3 separate regions of the Homo sapiens genome follow, and regions 1 and 2 are each linked to region 3. A link is a contact called in ENCODE Hi-C or POLR2A ChIA-PET data. All regions are on one chromosome and are shown on one strand. The core of a region is the stretch at or near the end of the contact, and the rest is flanking DNA. Distances in the headings are between cores, read along the strand shown.

Region 1 (4,602 bases), core at 212-2,711, 1.2 Mb after region 3:
GGCCTCCCAAAATGTTGGAATTACAGGTGTGAGCCACTACGCCCAGCCATGAGTGTTTATTTTATTTATGCCTTACATATTCTTTTTTTTTTTTTTTTTTTTTTTAGAGACAGGGTCTTGCTCTATTGTCCAGGCTGGATTCAACCTTGTGGGCTCAAGTGATCCTCCTGCCTCAGCCTCTGGAGTAGCTGGGACTACGGATGCATACCACCACATTCTGCTCATGCCCTATATATTCTTTTGTATGTATGGGTGTAAAAACAGAGATAAAAACAGAGATATGGATGCCATCAACTCACTGATGTTTGAAGTTCTGAGAAAGCATAAATCAGTAAAGGAGTTAACTGAAATTTAAATCTCACAAATGAGCAAAAAATATGATTTCTGGTATATGATCTATGGGGTTCTTTGAATACTATTGCTTAAGAATAAAATACTTTGCGATTTCAATAAATTGAAAATTATGGTACAAGGCAAGGAAGGGGAGCTACTAGCTATGAGACTTTTGTAAATTATGTAACATCTCTGAACCTCTGTTTCCTCATCTGTTAAAATAGGGACAAAGTGCTACTTAGGTAAGACACTTCAGAAATGGGGCTCTGAAAAAAGTCACTTTTCTTCTCCTAACGAAAGGTTTCTAAACCTCAGCACTCCAGACATTTCAGGCCAGGTAATTCTTTGTTGTGCGGCGCTGTCCTGCGCACTGTAAGGCGTGAAGCAGTATTCCCGGCCTCTACTCACCTGTGCCCTCCACCATCTGTAGATTCCAATGACATCTCACCCCAGATGAGAGGCTGAAAATGATTCATACATTGCCAAATGTCTCCTGGGAGGCAAAACTGTTGCAGTGGAGAACCGCTGTCCTAACCCCATGTTCATCCAATAAAGGGTTTGAGGGACTGAGAAATGAAACAATAGTCCCGAAGGAGTAGAATGCAGTGGCCCCAACTCCTAGTTTCATGAAGGCAGGAACTGTGACTCAGAGGCCTGGGGATGCGGAGCTCTGAACTGCCAGCTGGTAGGAAAAGTCCTAATTAATGGATTGAATCATGAAGGGAGGGCAACAAGGAACAAATGGAGAGGGCCAGTGGCCGAGCCTTCGGTCTCAGGATCAAAGAGGCCCACACTGGTCACCACTTACGCTGCTGGGCTGACTGCTAGGTAGACGTATCTGCAGATAAACCGAGACAATGACGCGGTGGGAAAGGCCTTGGGGAGCGAGGAGGAGGAGCCGGGAGAGGCCAGCTTTGGTCCGGCGGCCACCGCCCCAGGCGCCGCGACTCGAGCCTCAGGCCCCGCCCCTCGCCCTCCTGGTCCCGCCCCCGCTCTCCGAGCCCCGCCCCTCGCCCTCCTGGTCCCGCCCCCGCTCTCCGGGCCCCGCCCCTCGCTCTCCGGGCCTGGGCGGGTGGCGCCTTGGCCTCCGCCTCCGCTCGCCTGCGCGCGGCCCTGCGTGAGGGGGCAGAGGCGAGGTGGAGGCGTTGGCGCTGCCACGTCTGGGCCGCGGTTCCCAACTGTGGCGCGGGCGGTGGAGGAGGAGGTGGGGCTGGCGCTGAAGCCGGATCCGGATCCGGTGCTGTGCACACTGGTGGGGGAGAGTCCGACGCGCCTGGCTAGGAGCGCCGACCGCAGGGCCTCTACGGGTGAGGAGGGACCGGGGCCGGGGCGCGAGAGCAGGACCGTGTGTCCTGGGGGCTGGGGCGGGCCTGCCCTCAGGTTTATCTAACAGGTGTGTCTGGTGCCCCGGCCAGGCCCCCGGGGGTGTTGTGTGGAGGAGCTGGGCGTTAATCCTCGCCAGCTGGGTGCACATGGTGTGGAGCGCGGTTCCCAGGAAGTTGAACGCACGCGCGCCTGGAGCAGAGGTTAAGGATGATGGCCAGCGGTCCGGCCATACGCTGGTCTTGGCCTGGCAGGGCTGGAACTGGGACTGGGGTCGGAACTTCGCTCCCCAGACTTTGGCGTGGGAAATGAGACAGTTGGTCGCGCTCTCTGCAGCCATCGGTTTTGAATGGGCACGAACGTCCCAGGCCCCTTCTCTTCTCCCATTCCCGGGCGCATCCCACGGTGGTCGGAGCCATTGAGGCAGCTGCTCCGAAGACCACCTCCGCACCGAGTAGGTCGGCGCTTTCCCCAGGGTACAGAGGGACATTCTTTGTCTCTTTTTCCTAGGCTCCTACCCCTAGAAATACCGAGTACTGTACTGTGATTTCTGTTGCGGGAGCTGATGTTTATGTAAGCCAAACTAATTTAAAATTTTCATACAAAATTGAACGGGCGATTATAGGATTCGTTTTGTTAGGATAATCCCTCATGAACGAATCCTAGAATGGATCTTAAGAAATTAATTTAGGCAGGATTTGCTAAATAGGGGAGAGAGCGCTAGCTGTATGGTATGATGATGTAAAGATTGGGGTCTGTTGAGGATGGTAATCGAGCTCAAGATGCGAAAACGAGGATTCTAGCCCCAAGTCACTTACTTGCTGTGTTACCTAAGGGGCAAGTCTTGGGAGTTCCAGGTGCTCCAGCTTCCTCATCGGTAGACTGGGAATAACGCCTAGATTGTAAAGGTCAAACTATCAGAAAATACTTTTGAACATTCATGCAGTTACACAATTTAATAAATATGGCCAGGTGTGTTAAAAATCTTTAACGGAATAGATTCAGAATGGATTCTTGTTATCGAAATTGTTATAAAATGAATATAAAGGAATCCGAAGTCCGCCCCTCCCCCATTCACCTGTACTTAGAAGGTTCCCCAGGAGCTCTTGAGAAATACATAGGCTGGTTTAGATTTGGCCTTAGATTGTATTTTTTAAAATTTGTAGATCGACTTTTAAAATCTTCATCTCCGGTGTCTATTACTTGTTGCTCTCCGTTGGTTGCTTCTAGCAGCAGCCTCTCTCCCCATTCGTATTCCAACCTGATACAGAGGCTCAGACGCCAAATAGTTGAAGTTTTGTTTAAAAAATATTCAATTGAGTGAAAAAATATTCAACTGATGTGATGACTAGTAAAAATGAATTTGGTGTATGCTTTCCGCGATATTGTGGCAGTTTGGGAATTTTTTTTTTTTTTTTTTTTTTTGTCCTTCTGGATTTTCTGAAATGTGACCTACAGGTAAGTCTTATTCGTTATTCATTCACTAGGCATTATTGGGCTAGGGTTAGGCTTAAACGGGTCTTCTAAACGCCTGCTAATTTAGCAGTTAATCAGAAAAGGTTCTGAGGAATACTTAAGGAGGATTAGTGTTTAAAGTTCATCTAAAAACTTTAAAGAACCTAATGATATGATGAGATTCCGCTTCACACAACTGTGCAATTTTATTCGCAGAAATTTCCTAGTTTTGCAATATCTGGGCACCTGAAGATGCTAAAAGATTATTTATATAAAATTACTTATTTAATTATGTTCTAAACCCCCTTGGAACCAGGTTTCAAGTCATATCTTGCTTCACTTTGCCCAGTACCTTAGTTGGGCACCAGCAGAATTTTACGGTTTGAGGACAGAGTGAGCTAAAGTGGGCCTTCAGTATGGCTCTGTTTTGTAGAATAGCTCATAAAAAAATTTTTGATGTTAATTTCTGATTGCCTGGTTAATAGATTCTTATTTCAATCTGTAATGCTTTGTTTAATGTATTTTGACTAGTCTGATTCCCATTTTCCAAATGTAGGTTCTAAGTGCTGCTTATGACTTAATTTTTAACCCTTGTACAACAGTAAGATAGGGAATTTATCTACTCTAGTGCATCTTCAGTGTAATGGTTAAGAGCAGAGTCTGAAGTCATACTACCTAGCAGGACTGGCTACGTAATCTGTGGTAATCCAAATTAAAATGCAGGGTTCCTTGTTAAAAAATTAAGAACTTCAAAACAGTGGCAGCAGGGTATCAAACTTAAGTGCAGGGCCCTGTGTAACGGCACAGGTCAGGGGCTTCTGAAGCTGGCCCTGTTGCCTCATTTTGAATCCTCACTCTGTTCTTATTGGCACTCTAACCTTGAGCAAGTTACTGTGCCTGCTTCCTTATCTGTAAAATTGGGATAATAATGATACATCGTTCATTGTATTTTTAAGAGTTAACATATAGAAAGTTTTCAATAAGTGTTAGCCAATATTATTTATTTTTATGATCATTCGTGGAAAAGGACTGTCTCATCAAAGAAAAGTACAAGAAAATATTAGTATTTCCTGGTTAAAATTCATTATTTAAGGGCTTCATAATCCTAGTTGTTTTCCTGTATACTTCTTCCCTCTCATGAAAATTATTAACCCTATTTTTCATGTTTTCTAGACCACATTTTTATTGTAAACACAGACAACTTTATAGGAAAAAGGAATCTAGTTAAATGTGGTTAAGGTTGATTTAAATTCTCTTTTGAGTTTTCTTTGAACTTTGTATTTACAACTATATGTTTAATAGCAAGACCAAAATGTTTAAATAGTGTGCTGCCTCGAGGAATTTACATTTTTAATACTGTACACATTTCACTTTATTAATACTTAGCCTGTTTATCTACATACCTGAAAAACAATGTTGCTACCTACCATTCAGATGAGATTACACACAAAAACCTCAAGGGTCCAATTTAGACAAAACACTAAAACACGT
Region 2 (4,385 bases), core at 1,080-3,579, 1.0 Mb after region 3:
TTTGTTTTTTGTTTTTCTGCGATCAATCCAGGCTGGAGGGCAGTGGTGTGAATACAGCTCACTGCAGCCTCCACCTCCTGGGCTCAAGTGATCCTCCTGCCTCAGCCTCCCAAAGTGCTGGGATTATAGGCATGAGCCACTGTACCTGGCCCCTGAGATTTCTCCATGGAACAGACCCACTGTTTCTTTGACATTTGTGTTGGTTTGACACCAGCATGTTTTCCATTTTCTCTGTACCAAGCTATTGTGAATTTGTGGACAATGAAAATAATTTGAAATCTCTGCTCTTAAAGAACTCAAGTTTTCTTTAGAACTATTTAAAAAACACCAAAGGAAACCTCTGAAAATCCTGTCCATCGTTCAGTCAGTAGCTGCTGTATCCAGTGTCTATCATCGTGAATGTCATGGCATGTACAGAGAAACTGAAATGCTGGATGCAATTCTAGGTGGTGGTGTAAAGTTTTTGAGTTGGCAGAAAATAAAGAATAAAAGAAAGAAAAAACTTCCGTGATCTCAAGACCCAGAGAGCTTCTTAACATTTTGCTGTATTTCCTTACAGTCTTTTTCTCTGAACATTTAACGTAAATAAGCTCTTAATTTTATAGCTGCATATCCAGTTCTGCAGTTTTGTGCCCTAACAAGCAATTCCTTAATTTATTAAAAACATTTTCCTGTATATTTTCAACCCCATAATTTACATAAACTCCCTCATCTCCGGACATTCATATTGCTTTCAAGTGAACTATTTGGAACGTCCACGAGTAGAAATATTGGAGAGTAGACAGATAAGAGACTGAAGGCATCAATTTCTCCATGATAACTAGCTAAAAACACTGTAGTGGTTTTCCCTATTTTTTTTTCTGCCAAGCCTTTGGCATCTGACTAAATTTTGCTGCTTTCACTCCTTTCTGAGTTCCACCCCTTTCTTGAGGCCTCTCATCTTGTTTCCCAGTAATGTTAATGAACAAAAGGTTATCTGCCTAGCGAGTTCCTTTTCCAAGCGTTTGAGACAATTCGACAAGATTATGAGACTGCGAACTGGAGTCTTTTATCTTTAAAAGGTATTTTAATCTGAGCCTTCTTGACGTTTATTTTCTGAGCCCATGAATTTGCTAGCGAGGCAGTTTCTCTGGTTTGCTGTTTCTGAAAGGAGTTCCCTCAACAGAGTACAACAGTTAATGGGGGAAGTGGAAACAAAAGCGGGAAGCAGGAGGACCGTTCCCCATCACTAGCCAGTCTTCAACAGGTGAAGTTGTTTAGCTCTTCCTGGTACCTGCAGGCACCGTTCCAGAAGTATTAAAATCCAAGGTGTGGCTGAGGGTGGGATGGAACATGTATCTCCATCTAACAGCTTTAATAGACTGTTAGTTCTAACTTGCATATAAAAACACACAAATAAGTACAAAGAGCTGGAGAAGCTGGGGAAACAGTTTCTGAGTAAAACCTGTGGCACTAGGTTGTGTCTTTCCTTTCCCCTCAGGCAAGAGCATCATCTGTTTGACTGGCATCTGGCTGGAGCGTCCGAAGGGGTTAAGAACGCTTGCAAACTCCTGGGAGTCCAGTAGGAGTTGCTGATGGTGCCGGACATTGCTTGCAAAGCAATTTTTGTGGTTCACCTCCCTCGGGGTTTTCTTATTCTTTTGTAGGACATTCAAGGAGTTGGTTTGGGCATTTACTTTTTAAAGTTTCTCCGTCCCAGACTCCTCTCTCCAGCTCCCGGGGTGCGGCACCTCTCACCTCCCTGAGGCTTTTTGTCTCGCTGCAGGCGTGGGGAGGGGGCGAGAGGACTTTGTTCTCCGAAAACGACCTTGCCCTGGGAATTTCCTGGGGCCGTTTCTCACGGACAAGCCCCCTCTCCCTGCTGCCAGCGCGGACACACGCCGCGGGGGCCCCAGTCCAGCCTGAGCTCTAGACGCCCCGCCGGCCACCAGCGCCCCGGGAAAGGCCGCCCGCGCTCCCCCGCTCCCCCTCCTCAGGGCCCGCCGCCTAGAGCCCGGATGTTGGATTCAATTCCTGAGCCGGGTCCTTCATTTCCATAAAAGGGCAGCGCTCCGCGGGGCCGAGATTGCCGCCCCGCCGCGCCCCCCGCCACCCCCGCGCCGCCCCGCCCCACGCCGCCCCGCCCCGCCCGGGACCCGCAGCCCCCTCCCCCGAGCGCGGCGCCGGGAGGGCGGGGGCAGAGGCGAGGCCGGCCGGACCCGCTCAGGGCAGCTCTGCGGGCGGCGAAGGAGGGAGCCAGCGCGCCCAGCCCAGCCAGGCTCGGACAGAGGGGGCGGGGAGAGGGTGGAGCGCGGGGAGCCAGGCGAGGGGCCGCGACGACGGGACTCCATTAGCCGCTCCGGCCACAGGCAGCGCTTCGCCAGCCGAGGAACCGGACGCGGACACCGCCGCCCCGCGAGCCTCCAGCCCCTCGCCTGTTGCCGCGCGAGTCCCGGGCCCGGAGCGCTAGGAGCGCGCGGTGAGGGAGCGGGACCCCGCCGGGACCCGAGGGGGCGCGGCGGGGAGGGGAACGGGGAGTCAGCCCGCGCTGTGTCTCGGGGCCGGCCGGCAGGTGAAGCCCTCCGCGGTCCGCTAGGCGGGGACGGTGTGGGGCGGGCGGCGCCGGGACCGAGGAACGCTGCGGGGCGAGCGGGGCGTAGGGTCCTCCCGCAGCCCCGGCCGCCGCCGCCCTCCCGAGTTTCTGCCGAAAGCCCCGGGTCCTCCACCACCTCCCAGCCCGTGGCCGGCGCTGCGAATTCGGTGGGATTCGCCTTTCTTTGGGGGAGTGACGCTTACGAGAGCCATTTCCTCCGCGCTCGCAGGAAGGAGCCATGGCTCTGGACGGGATAAGGATGCCAGATGGCTGCTACGCGGACGGGACGTGGGAACTGAGTGTCCATGTGACGGACCTGAACCGCGATGTCACCCTGAGAGTGACCGGCGAGGTGCACATTGGAGGCGTGATGCTTAAGCTGGTGGAGAAACTCGGTGAGTAGCATCCCAGCCGCGTCCAACTAATGACTTCCCAGAATTGGTAGGGGGAGGAAAGAGGCTCACGACGGGGGAGGGGCCCATTTGAGAAATCTTGGCATCTCGCAAATGCTTTTTGGAGATGTAAAATCTTTCAGTATTTAAGCAGATAGACCTGTTCCCCTTTGCGTCTTATTTTGTTTTGCTATTCTCTGAATTTTCATATGTAATGATTCGAGCCTCCCAATTATAACCTTAATTGCGTAGTTACGCGGGACGGGGGATGTGTGCCGGGGAACTCGTTAATTCTTAACATTTACTGACAGAACGATAAAAGAATGAGGAAAGTGTGTTGGGAGGGTGATATTACAGTGTCCGTGGTTATCTATGTCTTCAGCATACCTGAATGTTAGTGACGTTTGGTATAGAGAATGATGCAAAATCCATTTAAGAAAAATCTGTGCTGGAAAATGTGCAACTACTGGCGCCAGTGTGAAGTTTCTGTGGCTGTTCTACGTGGTGGAGTGCATTAAAATGTTCCAGTCATCCACTCTTACTAGGGGTGGGGCAGTGCTTGACAAACTTGGTATCCATAGTCCATGCTCGATGTAAGCCGTTTCGAGCGTTCGGTTTTATATTAATAACAAGCCAAGGAAAGAACTTTGTGTTAAAAAGCAGACTTTGTTAAACTAATTTGAGGTTGACGGTGTTTGCTTGAGTACAAATATGTATTGGATTGATATCCGATTTAAAATAATAAGGTATCTTACAGTATGAAGTGTGTGAAGAGTGTGCAGTACACATTTTTGTGATGAATGAAACCATTTTCATCTGGAAGAGTCAGCTAAATAGATGATTTGATCATAAGAGAAATGCTCAGAGAACTATCTTCCTGAGCTTTAAAGAGCCTTTTGTACATAATACAGTTGTGATAAGATGATTATCTGTGTGGCATTGTCTTTTTAGGCTGGAATTGTTTTTTGTTTTGGTGAAGGGGGGTTGGGGACTTTCTGGGGGTTTTTTTCGTCTTTTTTTTTTTCTTTTTTTTTTTAAACACAGCATTCGTTTTCAAGCTACACTGGGAAAGTAGAGAAGTGCTTATTTGTCAGGAAATCTATTTCTTACCAAAGGATTATTGTATGTAAAGGTACTGAAATAGCACTCTGATGCATTTTGCAAAATAAGGCAGGATTCATTTGGGTGGACCTGCTTTGTACCCCTGCAGGAAGTTTTATTATTGAAGGACCAAAGTGAAGCTCCTTACAAGGTAGCCTCTTCCTTAAGACTGCATTGTTTGGCTCCCTGAGATACAGCTCAGGAAAGAAAATCCTCCTAGGTAGCCCAGTGAAAATTAGATTTTGCTGTATTGATTAACCATTTAACTGGCAGTTAACAGTATTTTTATCTGATTTGAATAAATCAGTCACTGTTTGCAA
Region 3 (4,218 bases), core at 366-2,865:
GAAAACTGAGACTCATAGGAATGAAAAGACTTGCCCAAAGCCATACAGCTTGTTTCTGTTGTTTGGTGCATTAGGCCAAAAGACCTAGGCCTAATAGATGGAAAAGATGGCAGGATGTCTTGGCCTTGCTCTGACAGTTGCTTCTCTGATCTCAGATATTTCCCACCCTTTGTAATCTGTGTTCCACACAGGAAGTAGTTCTTGTTTTTTAAATATCGAAGGTGTATAAACGTAAAGTTTTTATAGATGAGCCACCCAGGGCCAATATCTGTTTAAGTAAAGACCTAAATGCTTTGCAGAGACAGTAAAGTGTCATGTCTGTCCCAGGGAAAGAAATCCAGGACAGGAAATGCTCAGTCTTCCAGCACTCCTCTGGCTACCTGGAGCTCAGGCTATGAGCCTCAACCCCTCCCTGAAGCATTAGCTCTGGAGCAGAGGCTGTGATTTACTTCAGAGATCTGGGCAAGTCCCTTTAACCTGGTAGTCCTGCCTTTCCTTGTTTGTAAAACAGAGAGATGAGGCTGATAGCTCCCTCACAGCTCCATCAGAGGCAGTGTGTGAAATTAGTTCCTGTTTGGGAAGGTTTAAAAGCCACCACATTCCACCTCCCTGCTAATATGATTACTAAAATGTTTTTATATGAAAGGGCCAATTCCTCATCTCCCCTCTTCCTTTAAAAACAGACCAAGGGGCATCTTTTCTTGTCTCCCTGTGGCCTAAAAGGTTACTGCTTCTGTGGTTATCTCCTTGGAAAGACAGAGTGTCAGGACTCTTAGGTACACCAAAAATGAACAAAAAAATCAACAACAACCATAACACCAACAAAAATAACTGCTGTGTCGGTTCTTAAGACGGCTTCTGAGCTAGAAACAGATTTTTCTAACTGTAAAAAACGTGGCCCCAGCCTGTCTGCAGGCCACCTCTGTCTTTAGGCCTTGGGGGGAGGAGGGAAGTGAGCTCATTTACTGGGGTCTACCTCAGGGTCATCACCAAGGTGTTCTACAAAACGCACTTTAAGAATGTTTTGGAAGGAAATTCACCTTTTAACAGCCCAAGAGGTATCTCTCTCTGGCACACAGTTCTGCACACAGCCTGTTTCTCAACGTTTGGAAATCTTTTAACAGTTTATGGAAGGCCACCTTTTAAACCGATCCAACAGCTCCTTTCTCCATAACCTGATTTTAGAGGTGTTTCATTATCTCTAATTACTCAGGGTAAATGGTGATTACTCAGTGTTTTAATCATCAGTTTGGGCAGCAGTTACACTAAACTCAGGGAAGCCCAGACTCCCATGGGTATTTTTGGAAGGTACGGCGACTAGTCGGTGCATGCTTTCTAGTACCTCCGCACGTGGTCCCCAGGTGAGCCCCAGCCGCTTCCCAGAGCTGGAGGCAGCGGCGTCCCAGCTCCGACGGCAGCTGCGGACTCGGGCGCTGCCTGGGCTTCCGGGACCCGGGCCTGCTAGGCGAGGTCGGGCGGCTGGAGGGGAGGATGTGGGCGGGGCTCCCATCCCCAGAAAGGGAGGCGAGCGAGGGAGGAGGGAAGGAGGGAGGGGCCGCCGGGGAAGAGGAGGAGGAAGGAAAGAAAGAAAGCGAGGGAGGGAAAGAGGAGGAAGGAAGATGCGAGAAGGCAGAGGAGGAGGGAGGGAGGGAAGGAGCGCGGAGCCCGGCCCGGAAGCTAGGTGAGTGTGGCATCCGAGCTGAGGGACGCGAGCCTGAGACGCCGCTGCTGCTCCGGCTGAGTATCTAGCTTGTCTCCCCGATGGGATTCCCGTCCAAGCTATCTCGAGCCTGCAGCGCCACAGTCCCCGGCCCTCGCCCAGGTTCACTGCAACCGTTCAGAGGTCCCCAGGAGCTGCTGCTGGCGAGCCCGCTACTGCAGGGACCTATGGTGAGCAAGGCTACCTGGTGAGGGGAGACAGGCAGAGGGGGTCTAGGAGCCTCCTTGGGGGGAAGAAGCTGGTCACAGGCTGTGACCGAGGCAAAAGGTGGCCTAATTATTTTCCAATAGTGGTGCTGGAGGTGGGGATGCTGGCGCTGAAAGACCTTTAAATATCGGCTACTGCCCCTGCCCAGGCCTTCTCTGTCCAGCAGTCCCTGGGAGATTCTCACCTTTGGGAAGTGCGGGGCAGGAGAGCAGAAACAAGAGAAGCCCTTGGTAGGGGGGTCGTTGGGAAAAACTGTGGGGTCTTGGGCTGAACGCGTTGCCCACGGGCTGGAGGTTGCGATCCCCGGACGGAAAGCGCGGGAGGAGGAAGGAGAGAACCGGCTCTGAGGTCCAGAGAGAGTGAGGGGGCAGAGCGACGGCGAGATGGGGAGAGAACACCTAGCTGGAGCAGGTTCTGCGGTAGAGAGCGCAGTCCTGCTGGCCTCTGGAGAGTGCGCGCCGCTCCGGAGGCTGCGTCGAGGGGAGTGTCACCCAATCTGGCCCCCAGCTGGCGGGGCGCCCTGAGAGCTTGCGAACTGCAGTTGCAGGACGCGCCTTCTCCACGAGCTATTTTCGTCGACTTGCGGAACCCAAGGAACCTCGCCTCTATCATTTCACGGTGTAGGGTCCCTAGAGACGACAGCCAAGATCCCAGGGGCTCCCAGGACGCTTGTTCCTGCGGTGTCGTGTCCTATGGGGAGTTCCTGGCGGGACGAAAGGCGGACGCGCGGCTCTTCCTGGCCCTCCAGGCCCGGAACCGACGGGAAAGGTTCCCGTGATTCCCGAGTCCCTGCAGGCTTCTTCCAGCGGGAGTTGGTCCGGGGGCCTTAGAGGCCTCCAAGCACTGCTTTGGAGGATGGTTTCCAAGGATCGCGGTTTGTGAGTTGAAGGCTTTGTGAGAGGTTAAACCCCCAAAAGATACATACTTGGTAAACTGAGGCTACCTGTAAACACATTTCGGCATTAGGAGAAGATTCGAGTAGGGAAGTGAAGGACAACCACCCCGAGTTACATTCCTTTCCCCCAATAAAAAGCTCTGGGGATGAAAGTTCTTTTGGCTTTTATCTTTTCGATTTAAAAATTTGAGAAGAAAAATGTGACTAGAGATGAATCCTGGTGAATCCGAAATTGAAACACAACTCCCCCTTCCCCTTCCTATCCTCTCGGTTTTAGAACCGCGCTCTCCCGCCCCAGGAGATTCCTTGGGGCCGAGGGTTTTCCGGGGAACCCGGGCGCCCGCCCCTTCTACTGTCCCTTTGCCCCGCGGGCACAGCTTGCCTCCGTCTGCTTTCTCTACTTCTGGACCTCTCCTCGCCGGGCTTTTTAAAGGGCTTCTGCGTCTCAAAACAAAACAAAAAAACCCTTTGCTCTTCCCAACCCTTTCGCAGCCCGCCCCAGCGGTGGCGCGGGACCAGCAAAGGCGAAAGCCGCGCGGCTCTTGCCGGGCGCGGACGGTCGCGCAGGGGCGCCCGCGGCCTCCGCACCCGGACCTGAGGTGTTGGTCGACTCCGGGCATCCACGGTCGGGAGGGAGGGCTGAGCTGTTCGATCCTTTACTTTTCTTCCTCAAAGTCTACCTGCCAATGCCCCTAAGAAGAAAACCAAGTATGTGCGTGGAGAGTGGGGCGGCAGGCAACCCGAGTTCTTGAGCTCCGGAGCGACCCAAAGCAGCAACTGGGAACAGCCTCAGGAAAGGGAGGTCGGGTGGAGTGGGCTTTGGGGCAGGAGTCATGGGGCCCGGGCCCCGGGGACGACCTGGCGCTCCCGGCCCTGCTGAACGCTGAGTTGCGCCTAGTCGGGTTTTCGAAGAGGCCCTTGCGCAGAGCGACCCACGCGCGCGGCAGCATCTTCGATTAGTCAGGACATCCCAGTAACTGCTTGAACTGTAGGTAGGTAAAATTCTTGAAGGAGTATTTGCTGCGTGCGACTCTGCTGCTGGTGCAACGGAGGAAGGGGGTGGGGGAAGGAAGTGGCGGGGGAAGGAGTGTGGTGGTGGTTTAAAAAATAAGGGAAGCCGAGGCGAGAGAGACGCAGACGCAGAGGTCGAGCGCAGGCCGAAAGCTGTTCACCGTTTTCTCGACTCCGGGGAACATGGTGGGATTTCCTTTCTGCGCCGGGTCGGGAGTTGTAAAACCTCGGCCACATTAAGATCTGAAAACTGTGATGCGTCCTTTCTGCAGCGACGCCTCTTTCTGAATCTGCCCGGAGCTTCGAGCCCCGGCGTCTGTCCCTCAGCCTGGCATGGCTTCTTCGGGGGTCTGCTTTGCATGGGGAGAGGGGCCACGCAGCGGCG

The links. A loop is a pair of places that touch in the nucleus more often than their neighbours do. ChIA-PET counts read pairs that join two places held with the same protein, here RNA polymerase II (POLR2A). Pooled maps may share reads with other maps.
Region 1: a loop to region 3 is called in a map of ascending aorta, with 4 times the contacts of the local background. The contact joins the promoter of GNPNAT1 here to the promoter of BMP4 in region 3. A Hi-C loop is called at or near these places in 1 of 168 maps with a recorded cell type or tissue (ascending aorta) and 5 of 50 pooled maps. POLR2A ChIA-PET finds 5 or more read pairs at or near these places in 1 of 52 experiments (PC-9).
Region 2: a map of ascending aorta shows a loop between it and region 3 (4-fold over the local background). The contact joins the promoter of FERMT2 here to the promoter of BMP4 in region 3. A Hi-C loop is called at or near these places in 1 of 168 maps with a recorded cell type or tissue (ascending aorta), 1 of 37 single-sample maps with no recorded cell type and 7 of 50 pooled maps. POLR2A ChIA-PET finds 5 or more read pairs at or near these places in 1 of 52 experiments (BJ).

The regions. Positions count from the first base shown.
Region 1 is chr14:52,788,466-52,793,067 of GRCh38, reverse strand. It overlaps GNPNAT1 (glucosamine-phosphate N-acetyltransferase 1), which reads left to right and starts at 1,461. Exons shown (of 6, transcript NM_198066.4): 1 at 1,461-1,640. It overlaps LOC105370500 (a long non-coding RNA gene), which reads right to left and starts at 1,280. Exons shown (of 3, transcript XR_943867.3): 1 at 742-1,280. RefSeq lists enhancers at 839-1,353, 1,354-1,867, 1,975-2,064, 2,145-2,234 and silencers at 1,265-1,484, 1,585-1,664.
Region 2 is chr14:52,948,994-52,953,378 of GRCh38, reverse strand. It overlaps FERMT2 (FERM domain containing kindlin 2), which reads left to right and starts at 2,329. Exons shown (of 15, transcript NM_006832.3): 1 at 2,329-2,458; 2 at 2,802-2,967. The coding sequence starts at 2,811. RefSeq lists an enhancer at 1,052-1,630 and a silencer at 2,351-2,560.
Region 3 is chr14:53,954,222-53,958,439 of GRCh38, reverse strand. BMP4 (bone morphogenetic protein 4) reads left to right here and starts at 1,615. Exons shown (of 4, transcript NM_001202.6): 1 at 1,615-1,890. It overlaps LOC124903317, which reads right to left. Exons shown (of 2, transcript XM_047432035.1): 1 at 2,112-4,218. The coding sequence starts at 2,539. RefSeq lists silencers at 1,653-1,732, 2,382-2,491 and promoters at 447-1,789, 1-1,789, 3,692-4,012, 2,717-4,012, 4,184-4,218.